Linked DNA regions of Homo sapiens: regions 2, 3 and 4 are each linked to region 1. The links are chromatin contacts, found by Hi-C or POLR2A ChIA-PET in ENCODE. All regions are on one chromosome and are shown on one strand. Each heading gives the region's core, a stretch centred on a gene start or an enhancer-like site at or near the end of the contact. The rest is flanking DNA. Distances are from core to core; before and after follow the strand shown. Region 1 holds the start of PHLDB2 (pleckstrin homology like domain family B member 2). Region 2 overlaps PLCXD2 (phosphatidylinositol specific phospholipase C X domain containing 2). Region 3 overlaps PLCXD2 (phosphatidylinositol specific phospholipase C X domain containing 2). Region 4 overlaps TAGLN3 (transgelin 3).

The links. A loop is a pair of places that touch in the nucleus more often than their neighbours do. ChIA-PET counts read pairs that join two places held with the same protein, here RNA polymerase II (POLR2A). Pooled maps may share reads with other maps.
Region 2: a loop to region 1 is called in a map of heart right ventricle, with 12 times the contacts of the local background. The contact joins the enhancer-like site here to the promoter of PHLDB2 in region 1. A Hi-C loop is called at or near these places in 97 of 168 maps with a recorded cell type or tissue (A673, B cell, CD4-positive, alpha-beta T cell and 60 more), 37 of 37 single-sample maps with no recorded cell type and 49 of 50 pooled maps. POLR2A ChIA-PET finds 5 or more read pairs at or near these places in 20 of 52 experiments (A549, AG04449, AG04450 and 16 more).
Region 3: a pooled map shows a loop between it and region 1 (2.2-fold over the local background). The contact joins the enhancer-like site here to the promoter of PHLDB2 in region 1. A Hi-C loop is called at or near these places in 3 of 50 pooled maps. POLR2A ChIA-PET finds 5 or more read pairs at or near these places in 4 of 52 experiments (GM12878, H1, PC-9 and 1 more).
Region 4: a loop to region 1 is called in a pooled map, with 4 times the contacts of the local background. The contact joins the enhancer-like site here to the promoter of PHLDB2 in region 1. A Hi-C loop is called at or near these places in 1 of 168 maps with a recorded cell type or tissue (PC-3), 1 of 37 single-sample maps with no recorded cell type and 12 of 50 pooled maps. POLR2A ChIA-PET finds 5 or more read pairs at or near these places in 5 of 52 experiments (A549, MCF 10A, OCI-LY7 and 2 more).

The regions. Positions count from the first base shown.
Region 1 is chr3:111,857,786-111,860,681 of GRCh38, reverse strand. It overlaps PHLDB2 (pleckstrin homology like domain family B member 2), which reads right to left and starts at 1,417. Exons shown (of 18, transcript NM_001134438.2): 1 at 1,106-1,417. It overlaps LOC105374040 (a long non-coding RNA gene), which reads left to right. Exons shown (of 4, transcript XR_924333.4): 1 at 1-22. RefSeq lists enhancers at 1-93, 424-1,008, 1,009-1,595 and a silencer at 900-959.
Region 2 is chr3:111,716,087-111,719,265 of GRCh38, reverse strand. The region is part of intron 3 of PLCXD2 (phosphatidylinositol specific phospholipase C X domain containing 2); the gene reads right to left. Among named protein-coding and RNA genes, the nearest start is that of PLCXD2-AS1, 40 kb to the right of the region's middle. Within about 2 kb of position 1,570, at least 4 of the 41 ENCODE cell types and tissues checked have a DNase peak (open chromatin) inside an H3K27ac peak, as active enhancers do; they include heart right ventricle, left ventricle myocardium inferior, spleen and 1 more, where a contact is called at or near this core.
Region 3 is chr3:111,694,425-111,697,355 of GRCh38, reverse strand. The region is part of intron 1 of PLCXD2 (phosphatidylinositol specific phospholipase C X domain containing 2); the gene reads right to left. Among named protein-coding and RNA genes, the nearest start is that of PLCXD2-AS1, 18 kb to the right of the region's middle. Within about 2 kb of position 1,600, at least 5 of the 41 ENCODE cell types and tissues checked have a DNase peak (open chromatin) inside an H3K27ac peak, as active enhancers do; they include PC-9, where a contact is called at or near this core.
Region 4 is chr3:112,012,376-112,015,343 of GRCh38, reverse strand. TAGLN3 (transgelin 3) reads right to left here. Exons shown (of 5, transcript NM_001008272.2): 5 at 1,459-1,934. The coding sequence ends at 1,793. Among named protein-coding and RNA genes, the nearest start is that of TAGLN3, 15 kb to the right of the region's middle. Within about 2 kb of position 1,668, at least 4 of the 41 ENCODE cell types and tissues checked have a DNase peak (open chromatin) inside an H3K27ac peak, as active enhancers do.

The DNA of each region.
Region 1 (2,896 bases), core at 168-2,667:
CTCCCTCTTTTACATAAGAAAGGTAAGTGAGGAACCGCGAAGCAGTTTGACTTCTCAAGCTCTTTCAAACAGGAAACCCCAACCCTGGGAGGGACAGCCTGTCAGCCTTTTAATTTCCTGGTGGTGGCGGGAGTTAGCCAGGTCCTCGGCGCTTTAATAAGTGATGACTGCTAGGGCTAAGTTATTAAGCGAACCAGCAAACGATTCAGCTGCGCCTCCGCCGCGCAGGGAGCTGGAGAAACAGAGGGTTAAAATACTCCCCAAGCCTTCCAGCTGCTATCTCTAGGGGTGCCGAGACGGCCACACTGTAAACTTTCAGTGGGGGGTCAAAGGCCAAATCGAAATCAGCCGCTTTTGGCGGTTAAAGCTCGTAGGTTCACTCTTGAAAGAAAGTGGAACTAGAAGCGCAGCTAGCCAAATATTTGCGGGGAGGGAGTCTTCTCTGAATCCCGCGCCCTACACCATCCAGCAGCGGACCTTCTCTTTCTCAGGGAGCTATCCCAAGGATCCCCATCCCTCTCTCCATGTGCATTCCAGAGTTGCTGGAAAAAGTTGCCCCCAGTTCCCCCACATTCTGCCTGTTTTCTACAATCACTCTGGAAGCATCTTCCCTACCAGACACTCCCTCCCCGGGATCCCCTCAACCGGAGATCTACCCAGCCCCCCGAGAGTCATGCACAACGGGGTTCGCCACCCCCACCCACCCAGCTGCGCAGCCTGGGCACTGCCGACCCCAGCCCGGGCTTTTGTCCCTACAGCCTGTAAAGAAGCAAAGAAACTCTGTGTCCCCGGAGCCCACTCACCGTCTCATCTTTCCTCCAAACCGCCGCTCTACGCTGGCGCCGCCGCCCTAGCGCCTAGCCTTTGCCCCCGCCCACCCTGTCTCCCTCCGTGAGCCCGCCGGCCCCTCCTGACTCGCGGTGAGCAGTCAGCGCGCCCCTCCTCGGCCCGGGCAGCCACTGCCTCCTCTCCGCCCCCAACCCTCCGCAGCGCAACCGGCGGCAACCAACTCGGCCGCGGGGGAGGCAGCGTCCCCGGGACGCACTCCTGGCACACGGAGTCGGCACCACCCCCTCCTCCCGGGCGACCACCGCCGCCTCCTCACCTGGCCATTGGTGCAGCCCGTTCCCGGCGGCGAGAGAAGGCAGGCGCGCTCCTTGCGCCACGCCACACCGTCGGGCCCCCGTCGGGTCCCCCTCGGGCCGCAATGGTGGGCTCCGCGCGGCTGGGTCCGGCACTCTTGACCCCCTTTGTAACCACCGCGGCGGGCACCCAGGGAGTTCGAGCAACGAAGTTGGTGACCTGCCCCGCTCCCAGGCAGTTTGCTGTTGGGGCTTTCACGGCTGCTGGAAGGGCATGGCTGTTTGCCCCATCACTGGGCGCCAGCTTCTCAAAGCTACGTTCGCAGCAACGCAGTAGGGACTTTCGTGGCAGGCTTTTTTTAAGAGCTGAAAGAAGGGCGGGAGGGTTTACGTCCTAGGGTGATGATTTCCTCACCAGACAGCGAAGTATCTATTGGGAAACTCCAGGTGACCGCACCTCCTTCCGACAGTTCGCCCCGGGGCAAGTTTACCAGCTGCGTCAGAAAGCAGGTTTGCAAAATCCTTGGAGAACGGCCTGAGCTAAGGACTGGGGTCAGGAGGGTTTTAAACTCATTCTGATTTTCTTGCAATCATATCTCTTGAAAGTTTTTATATTTTCCCCAATATTTTTCTGAGTTGCTATATCCAATGAAAACAATGCTGATGTAGAGGTCCACCAGCCAATGCTTTATTGGAAGTCAACGAATGAGACCGAGGGTGGCCCATAATCAATCTCGGCACGCGGGAATGTGAACCTCTTCCAAGGTCTGGGCGAGTCCCTAGAGTTACGCAGATGAAGGACATTGGCCCTCGAGAATCTCACACCAGCAAAGAAGAGCACAACGAAGCGCAAACTACTTATGATCATTGTGGCTTTGGGCAAGTTGTTGTAGCTCCCAGCAACAATTTCTTCACCTGGAGTGCAGCAATAAATGATACTGGTGCTGCAGGGCAGCTAATAAGCTTCTGAATAATATATGCAAAGTACTTGGCACCATGAGCAGAACTCAGTATACCGTCACTGAAGAAATAGCTTATTTAATGATTACACTTTTCATATGTGCAAGTAAAAGTTTGACTTTTAGGGAGAGCCTCACCTACGGAATGTCTTTTTTAAATTTCTTTTTTAATTATACTTTAAGTTCTGGGATACATGTGCAGAACGTGCAGGTTTGTTACACAGGTATACATGTGCCATGGTGGTTTGCAGCACCCATCAACCCTTCATCTAGGTTTTAAGCTCCGCATGCATTAGTTATTTGTCCTAATGCTCTCCCTCCCCTTGTCCCCCACCCCCCAACAGGCCTCAGGGTGTGATGTTCCCCTCCCTGGGTCCATATGTTCTCATTGTTCAACTCCCACTTATGATGAGAACATGCAGTGTTTGGTTTTCTGTTCCTGTGTTAGTTTGCTGAGAATGATGGTTTCCAGCATCATCCACGTCCCTGCAAAGGACATGAATTCATTCTTTTTTATGGCTGCATGGTATTCCATGGTGTATATGTGCCACATTTTCTTCATCCAGTCTATCATTGATGGGCACTTGGGTTGGTTCCAAGTCTTTGTTATTGTGAACAGTGCTGCAATAAACATACGTTTGTATGTGTCTTTATAGTAGAATGATTTATAATTCTTTGGGTATATACCCAGTAATGGGATTGCTGGGTCAAATGGTATTTCTAGTTCTAGATCCCTGAGGAATCGCCACACTGTCTTCCACAATGGTTGAACTAACTTATACTCCCACCAACAGTGTAAAAGCGTTCCCATTTCTCCACATTCTCTGCAGCGTCTGTTATTTCCTGACTTTTTAA
Region 2 (3,179 bases), core at 321-2,820, 140 kb after region 1:
TTCCTTAATTTTTACAGATTCTAATTTGTCCATTTTTTTTCTTTTATGGCTTCTGTGATCTAAGAACCACTTCAGTCCACTCCAAATTTACAAACATATCCTATGTTTTATTCTAAAAGCTTTATGGTTTTTAGCTTTTAGGTTTAGCTCTAAGAACCATCTCAAATTGATTTTTGTTTATGGTATAAAGTAGGAGGTCAAGGCTTACTTTTTTCATATGGATATACAGTTATTCGATCACTAAGTGTGGCTTCTTAATAGACCAATACTTAATCAGTTGTCTCACTAACGGTCTTTCAGTCTCATTTTATTAATCAAAGGCTTCCTAGGTGACAGCCAGTTATTTAGTGACATAAAGGAATAATGAAAATTCAATGTGATAATTTCTGCATTAATAGTAAGTGTAAACTACCACAGGCAGCATAGAGAAGAAAGCAATAAAGTGTACTCACAGTTTACATCATAGTAAAAACAGCTCAATACATACTCAGTAGGCTGAGAATGCTTTAAAGAAGACAGAAGAAACTCTCCCTTGATGCTGCCTGCCCTTCTTTCAGCACATATCTTGACTTCTCAGTTTTCCAGACAACCCTGTTCAGGCCTTGGTAGCATTTTGTCCTTCTCCTCTTTCTTTTTCTCTTACCATAACTATAATCAGTCCTGGGTCTCCTCCCTCTCTCAGTGGACTCTACAATCAGCCACGGGCTAAAACACATATCATAAATCAATCAATCTATCTATCTATCTATCTATCTATCTATCTATCTATCTATCATCTATCCATCATCTTATTTTTTTTTTGAGACGGAGTCTTCCTCTGTCCCCCAGGCTGGAGTGCAGAGGCGCGATCTTGGCTCACTGCAAGCTCCGTCTCCCGGGTTCACGCCATTCTCCTGCCTCAGCCTCCCGAGTAGCTGGGACTACAGGCGCCCGCCACCACGCCCAGCTAATTTCTTTGTATTTTCAGTAGAGACGGGGTTTCACCGTGTTAGCCAGGATGGTCTCGATCTCCTGACCTGGTGATCCGCCCACCTCGGCCTCCCAAAGTACTGGGATTACAGGCGTGAGCCACTGCGCCTGGCCTATATTTTTATATTAATAGCTGATTATGACTTAAAAGATCACCCTCCCAGGGGTACTTCCATTTTGAACGGGGACTCCTGAAGAGTGATAATAATAATGCTTCATACAGATTTTTGGGGAATTAAACAAAATAATACATGTAAAGTGTTTAGAAGAGTTTCTGTGATATGATAAGTGTGGTAAAAAAAAAAAGGTAAGGAATCATAACTGGAAGAGTGTGAGGTAGAAATATTTGGTGGCTGGGAGTAAGAAACTACACCTTAAAGAGGTCACATCCTCCTGCTTACGTGACAACATGTTGTGGTTTGGAAGTGAGAAGCTGCAAATACAGACTTCCTTAAAGATAGACCAAGGATACACAAGGAACCACACCAAGGACACAGTAGTACTGAACCTGATAGATTCAAGACTTCATTTTAAAAGCCTGAGTCAGTGTTGAAGTATGAGGTGCAGGCGCCCTCTGCTGGTCATTACAGGGAAATGAGCCTTAAAGGCTTGTAACTCCAGTCACTGCAGCCAGAGCCTCCTCACCTTGGAGGATCCCTGGAGCCTGAGCAGAGAAATGCAGTGAAAGGTATGTACCTGTGGTTTCCAGTGACAAAGAGTTCTGTGTCAGCTTCGGGTAGCATGTGTCAACCTTCTCCAAGGCAAGGATCAAATAATTAGGATTAAGTACGAAGAAGGGGAAATGCAGAACCCACAGTGAAGAGGAGCTACTTTATTTTCTCAGCTCTTGGTATTTACCAGGACAAGGGATCTGTGCAAAAGGCTGAACCTGACAGTGCTGACAGGCCCGTGAGGCAACAGTTCCCATGGATGGCAGAGCAGGAGGTTAAAAACTTCCCTTTGACCTTGGGGCCCAGCTGGGAACAAGGGTGGTCCATAGTGTTTCTGGGTGTCTTTACAAATAGGGATGGCATGTCTATTTTCTGCCAGCCACTGTGGCTGGCATTTTCATGTTAAGGCTACAATCTGATGAGGTTTATTAATCCTGTTTAACTGGTGAGAAAACCACAGCTCAGAGACCTCAGAAAACTTGTCCACGGCCACCCTGTTGCTCAGGGACTGCATTGATTTGCTAGGGCTACCATAGCAAAACACCACATACTGGTTGGCTTAAATGACAGAAATGTATTTTCTCTTGTTTTAGAAGTTGGACATCCAAGATCAAAGTGTCATCAGATTTCATGTCTCCTGAGGCCTCTGTCCTTGGCTTGCAGACAGCCGCCTTCTTATTGCATTCTCACATGGCCTTTCCTCTGTGAACACATATCTGTGGTGTCTCTTTGTGTGTCTAAATTTCCTTTTCTTTTAAGGATACCAGCTAGACTGGATTAGGGCCCACCCTAATATCCTCGTTTTGACTTAATTACCTCTTTAAAGGCCGTATCTGCAAATGTACCCACATTCTGAGGTAACTGAGAGTTGGGACTTCAATATGTGAGCTTGGGGATGGCGGGGATGGGACGGGGCACAACACAATGCACCCTGGAACAGGGAGCATGTCAGGCTGCACTCTCAGGCCTTCTGATTTCAGTCCATGTTCCCTTATAGAGTTCATGGATGCTCTGTCCTCAAGCTTAGGCAAAGCATTTTCATATGATTTCAGTGAGAGTGCCATGAACCTGAATTTCAGGTTTCTATAAGTCTGGGAGAAACCACCATGGAAATTGAGTCAAATGGCTATATTTCTTGTGGCTTCCTTCTACGGTGTTGAACCAAAATGAACAAGATCTTAGCTCCAAAGTTTATCGAAGAGTTAGGGGGTTAAATCCCTGCCGAGAAACCACCTCTACATTTGTAAGAAAATATACCCTGTCTTTTTTTTCTTGGTTTGAGCTGACCACCAGTGCCAGCGACCAGTTGTTAGGACAGACCCTCTGGGTGTTGGCACACAGGGGAAGGTCCTATGTTTGTTCAACAGCCCAGAGGAAATGACAGCCACACTCTGCACTGGCCTTTTGGAACAAACTCAACCAGAGCTATATTTTCCTCCTTCAGTTGATGTGCAGGACTAGGAATGCATGCATACTTGCAATATTCTTATGGCCGGCAGGGGGGCGAGATGCCAAAGAAAGTATCTTTCCAAGCTTGGG
Region 3 (2,931 bases), core at 351-2,850, 160 kb after region 1:
TATTCAGAGGCTTTTTGCTTTCTTAGAAGACATTCTCACTCAATAATGTGGTAAGTTGAGAGCGCTAATGCACAGCTCGAGCCTGCTGGGAGGGTAGCTGAACTATGGATGTAACACATTCTCCATCTTTTTGACAAGGTGTACCTGCAACTTAAATGTTTTTGCTAGCTCACACGATGGGATTTTTTTATTTAAGTAGTGAATTCTGGATAAAATAAATCTTATAAGTTATAGCAAATGTTTGGATAGCAAGAGTTTGGATGGAATATCTACAGACGTGTTTGGAGCTAAGGTCTTCTCGGTTACCAAAGTATTTATGTGCATGTCTATGTGTACATGTTGGCACTAAAACTGGCCCATCTTAAATGAAATCCAGAAAATTCTCTTATTCAGTGGAAAAAAAGCCCACCTTTCATTTATTTGGAAATATGTTTACTAATATCAATAGAAAACTTCTAATAGATAATAATTATTCTCTAAAAATTCTTTTAAAGACAAATATTATTTTGAGCTCATTTTTGAGAGTCATCTAAATGCCATGTAAGCTCCAAATTTTTATCAAGACCTAAATCATATTATTTCTATCAAAACTAAGATCATCTGGTCGGTCCATCGTAAGCTTGGGCTAAAAACATATATTGGATATGCATGTATTTTCTATAACGAATAGTCAGAGTGTTCAATTAAAGCTTGTCTATTTTATCTCAGTCTGAATTTTAGGTCACATGTCTGTAATTTGCATATTCTTTCTCTATTAGCCTATACTTTGTCAAGTGAGGTCAGAGTAATGCAGGCAGCTTGCAAAAAAACCAGGTGCGGCTATCTTTCCAGTTACCCACTATAGCTGATGCTGCATAAAATTGCATTGAATGTCAAATTTAGTTTTCCTAATTAATAAAAAATATATAAACTAAAAAAAATTCTAGGCAAATTAATAAGATCTCAGCTGCAAAGACTCTTCCCTGCCCAGCAACAGCAAAAAGATATTAAAGGTGCCCAAACACAAAAGACCAAAAAAAACCCTTTGCTCACACTTTATCTTAATAAAGCTAAGTAATTCATATGATGCTAGCTACCAGAAGGTGTCTGGGCAGCAGTAAAGGCTCAACTAGGTCAGAAGACAATCTGTGCAAACAGCAGAAGAGAAAGCAGTATCATGCTTATAAAAAGATAGAAGATATAAGTGTTCAAGCCAAGAAAAAGAGTAATTTTTTCCCATCTCTGAAGGACGAAAATGAGAACAGATGCCCCCCTCCAATGGAATTGAATCAGAGATGTCCAGCTAAACAATAGCTCCTCCTCCCTCATCACTGCCATCTTTGAGGGTTTCAGAGATGTCAACCTCATGAGTTGTTAACCAATTTTAAAGAGTTGAATTTTTCTGAGAAAAAATAGTAGTCCCTTCTTATTTGCAGTTTCAATTTCCACAGTTTCAGTTAGCCACAGTCAACTGTGGTCCAAAACTATTAAATGGAAAATTTAAAAAATAAACAATTCATAAGTTTTAAATTGTGCCCCATTCTGAGGAGCGTGATGAAGTGTTTTGCCATCCCACAGGCCTTCCAGCCCAGGATGTGAATCATCCCTTTGCCTAGCATATCTACTTGGTAGAGGTTCCCCAACCATTAGTCACTTAGCCATCTCAGTTATCATTAAAACACTCAAACACCAATATAACCATCAACAGATAATCTTTCCCTAATGTAAACAGCAGAACCAGTAATGTTTTCAGAAGTTTTTCTGTATGTTTTCTACAAACTGAAAATACTAATGATGAGTTCTTAGAGACATAAGCATGGCCAAGCATGCCTGTTGCAGTTTCACAGTGTTGGTTTTCCAGGAACCCTAACTCTACTTGAGAATGACCCCAAAGTGCGACAGCAGTGATGCTGGCATATTGTTATAATTGTTCTATTGTATTACTAGTTATTGTTGTTAATCTCTTACTGTGCCCAATTGATAAATTAAACTTTATCATAGGCATGTATGTACAGGAAAAATTACAGGATGTATAGGGTTTGGCTCTATCCATGGTTTCAGCAGCCATTGGGAGCCTTGGAACATACCACTTGCAGATAAAAAGAGACTACTGTAAGAAGATTTTATGATTTGATTTATGGAGAGCCAGAAGACCCTATCTTCATAGAATTTCTATTAAAAATGTTTCAACAAGATTTTTTTTTTTTTTTTTTTTTAGAAAATGGGTAAAAAAATGAGATTTAGGCCCTCAAACACATTATCTCACTAAAAGTGCTTGGATTTTAATGACTTATGATTTTTAAGAAATTCAACATTTTTTTCAAATGTACTAAAACGAAGGCAGTCAAAACATTCCCACTCAAGTTCACCCTGATTAAAAACTCTGAATATATTCCTGAGGTTTAGAGAAACCACTACTTCATTTTACAAATGGCTGACAACATATGTCTCAATATGCATACAGGCAATACAGGCAAAATCAGCAGGCCAAGTTTCTGGAAGAAGAGCCATTTAGGAGCTGCTCCTCCTTCAGCATGAATGTCCACTCTCAGACTTTGACAGTGATGAGGATATGCCAGAACACCTCTCTGGCCCTTCAGAGAGCACCGGCCTAGCTGGACTCCGGATCCCTTAGGGTCCAGCTCTGACTTCCCATGGAGGCTGTCACCAGCTCACTTCCCTGTGGAACATCTTCCTGACTCACAACAGCAGCCAGCTCTGCCAGGACTATGAGCTTCCAGGTACAGCCATGTTGAGGGGCATGGCCACAGAGCAGTGACTAAAGGGACTAGTCTACAAAGGATGTTAAGATATTGCTTGGAAAAACTGCAAATTTGGTGCCAGTTGCTGCAGGTTTTCACCAGTGACTCCTTATGAAATGGGCAAGATGTTAAAAAAAAAAAAAGCTCTCTTCAATGCACATAGTAAACTCTTTATCTTGAAAATGAACAT
Region 4 (2,968 bases), core at 419-2,918, 150 kb before region 1:
TCTGTGTCACTGGTACAGCTAGGGCAATGTGGGAGCCAGAACACGGCACATCCTGAAAGTTCTCTCCCAATCCATTCCCTTCCTGATGGAGGCTATTTCCCTAGGGCTCCTACCCCCAATCCCAAACAGGGACCTAGACACCCTCTGTTTCTCCAGGACTTTCCTCCCAGTTTTATTTCACTTTTTGGGATCCATCGGCCTCCCTCTCTTACTTTTGTGGCAACTCCAAGGTGAGGTTTTAGGTAATAATTCAGCTGCCATGGCTGGGAGACATCTTTCTGGGAATAGGCAGTTCACTGGTAGCTGTCAAAGGGTCACTAGAACTTCTAGCAGATACAGTAAACTGCTTAGGTGACCCACAGGCCAATTTTCTTTAGCATAATGGTTTTTCCTTTTTTCTTTTACATTAAAGGTCTTTTTTAAATGTTATACTGAATCCTAATGTGTAATACAGATATATCAGAGCTGCTATGGTTGAAGCAGGAGTGGGGGCCCAGGGTTCTGCCTCCTCAGCAGCCCTGCCCCCACAGGGATCCCATAGGAACCTCTGGGTAAACCTAGAACTGCAGAGAACAAAGAGAGAACACAGTCCAAAAAACTACCATCCAAACATTTAGAGTGTGGCAATGTCTATACTTTCATCTATTTTATCTTTTTCTTGTTATCCATTATATGGATAAAATACCTTATTTCTTTTCTTACTAGATATATCACATGTTTTTTTTTCCTTGTTTCTACTGGTAAGAAAGAATAAGATGAACTGATAATCCCCAGGCTTTTTTGACCTTTTAATGTTTTCTATCCACGGGGAAAAAAATCTCAAAAACCTATTCATCTTAGGCAAATCGCAATACCAGGCAATATCCTAGGGTTTTCAGGGTTTAGACCCTTTAAATGACTTTAGGAGAGCAAACTACATTGTCTATAACTCCTGGATGATGAAAAAAACTGTATAAATGTCAGCATCGGACCTAGGGTCTCGTCTGTAAGAGGAAGATGAATGCTAGAGAAGTGAAAACTGCTCATTCATCCAGTCATCTACCCACCCATCCATTCAATAAAACCATCCACCCATCCATTCTTCCTTCCATCCATTCAACAGATACTTCCTGGGCACCTATACAAGAGCTTCTCAAGAAACCGGGCTTTGTCTCCCGGGCTGTGTCCTCTACAGGTCTAGCACAATAAGCACAAAGTACATGCTCAAAAACTTGTTGTGGTCAAAGACTTTGTTCTTGAACTTATGTCTCTAGGCTCTCAGAGTGGGCGAAATGACTCCTAAACTTTCTATTCCAATTGCCAAGATAAACGCGATAATCTTGCAAGAGCGTCCTCATAGCTAACCTATATTGCTCAGCTGCAGCTTAAGCTTAATTCCATCTTTCTGGCCTTTGAATGGAAGAGAAACCAGTCCGGACTGTGGAGTCCTTAAGAGAAAGAATGAACTTTACACTGTAAGACACAAGACTAATTACTTTATTAGGTGCATTCTATAAGTTGAAGAGGAGAATTTTTGGCAAATAAATAAATAAATAAATAAATAATCAAACAGAGACTCTGGGGCCCGAGGAGCTCAGGAAAACGGAAGCGGAGTCTTTGCATAGTTCTAAATGAACAGGAGGTGGCAGCAGTAGGCAACGCGGATTCTCGGCGGAAATGCAGCACTTGCAAAAACCAGGGACAGAAGGCTTTGAGAAAGAGGAGAAGGTCAGAAGGTGACTAACTATTTCTTTTTCGTAGAGACCATGGTGTGGAACATTCGTCCTCTCTACCAGGGGCAGGATGCCGCGTCCTACATGATCTGCCTGGGCATCCCGTACCCTGTCATGCCCGCCTGGGAGGCTCCCTTGTTGCTGCCCATCTGCAGGCCTATTACGTTCTGTCCCTGGCGAAGCTGCTCCTCGGAAAAGCCTCTCCGATTCTGCTGGGCTTTCCTGGACAAGGAAAGTGAGAGGGAATAATGTCATTATGACAGTTTTCCAATCCTTTTCAAGATATGCAATTAGACAGGCTCTGCTGGGGGTCCCCAAATAGATCAGCAGGTCCTACCCTGAGCTGTGGTTATGAGCTATGGCCCTACTCTGAGCTATGGCCCTACCCTGCACTGTGGACCTACCCTGAGCCGTGGCGCTACTCTGAGCTATCTCTGGCCCTAGCCTGAGCTGTGGCCCTACCATGATGCATGAGCTCCCTATCTTTTAGAAGCCCAGGTGTTTTCCAGAATTCCAGCAAAGAGTAGGGCAGAATCAGTGGCTACCTCTCTGGGGAATTCACTCTCAGCTTTTCTTGTTTCTCTTTCTCCCCACTCTCCCTTCTTCCCCCACCACTTTAGGCCATCTCAGACTTCTAAGAAGAAGCCTGCTTCTTCTTACCCTTTCTCTCACAGCTACGTCAAGCCTTTGTGAAAATTAAAATTGGTTCTTCTTACAAAGCACATCATTAATCCCATTCCCCCTTTCCCTGTATAGGGCCAAGATGAATATACCCTTTTAGAGCCAAGGGACCTAAGAGTTAATGAGGGGAAATGTCGCACTCTAGATTAGAGGTCTGCAAACTTTGGTAAAGAGCCAGATAGTACATAATTGTGGTTGTGTAGCCACATGGGAACACGGTAGTTCACTAATAATACAGACACTAAAACCAGGGTTTCAAATGGCCAACCTCTCAGAAGTTTTCAGGGCGAGTGTTCTTTAAAATGACATAAGCTGGTAACTTTTTTTTTTTTAATAACTGTCAAGGAGAAGAAAAGGGGATGCTGGAAATGAATAATCAATTATTTGCCACAGGGCACTCTTCTACAACTAAATTACCCAGTTTAAGCTTCCTGCCTACCCTACCCCCTGAAAAAAAAATCATTTTAAAAAAAGACCCTTTACTGAGAGATAACCATATAATTTGTCATCCGGACTAGGACGCTGTTGAGAGTGAAAGAGAGTTCTATTAATAGATATACTGGGACAACATAGAT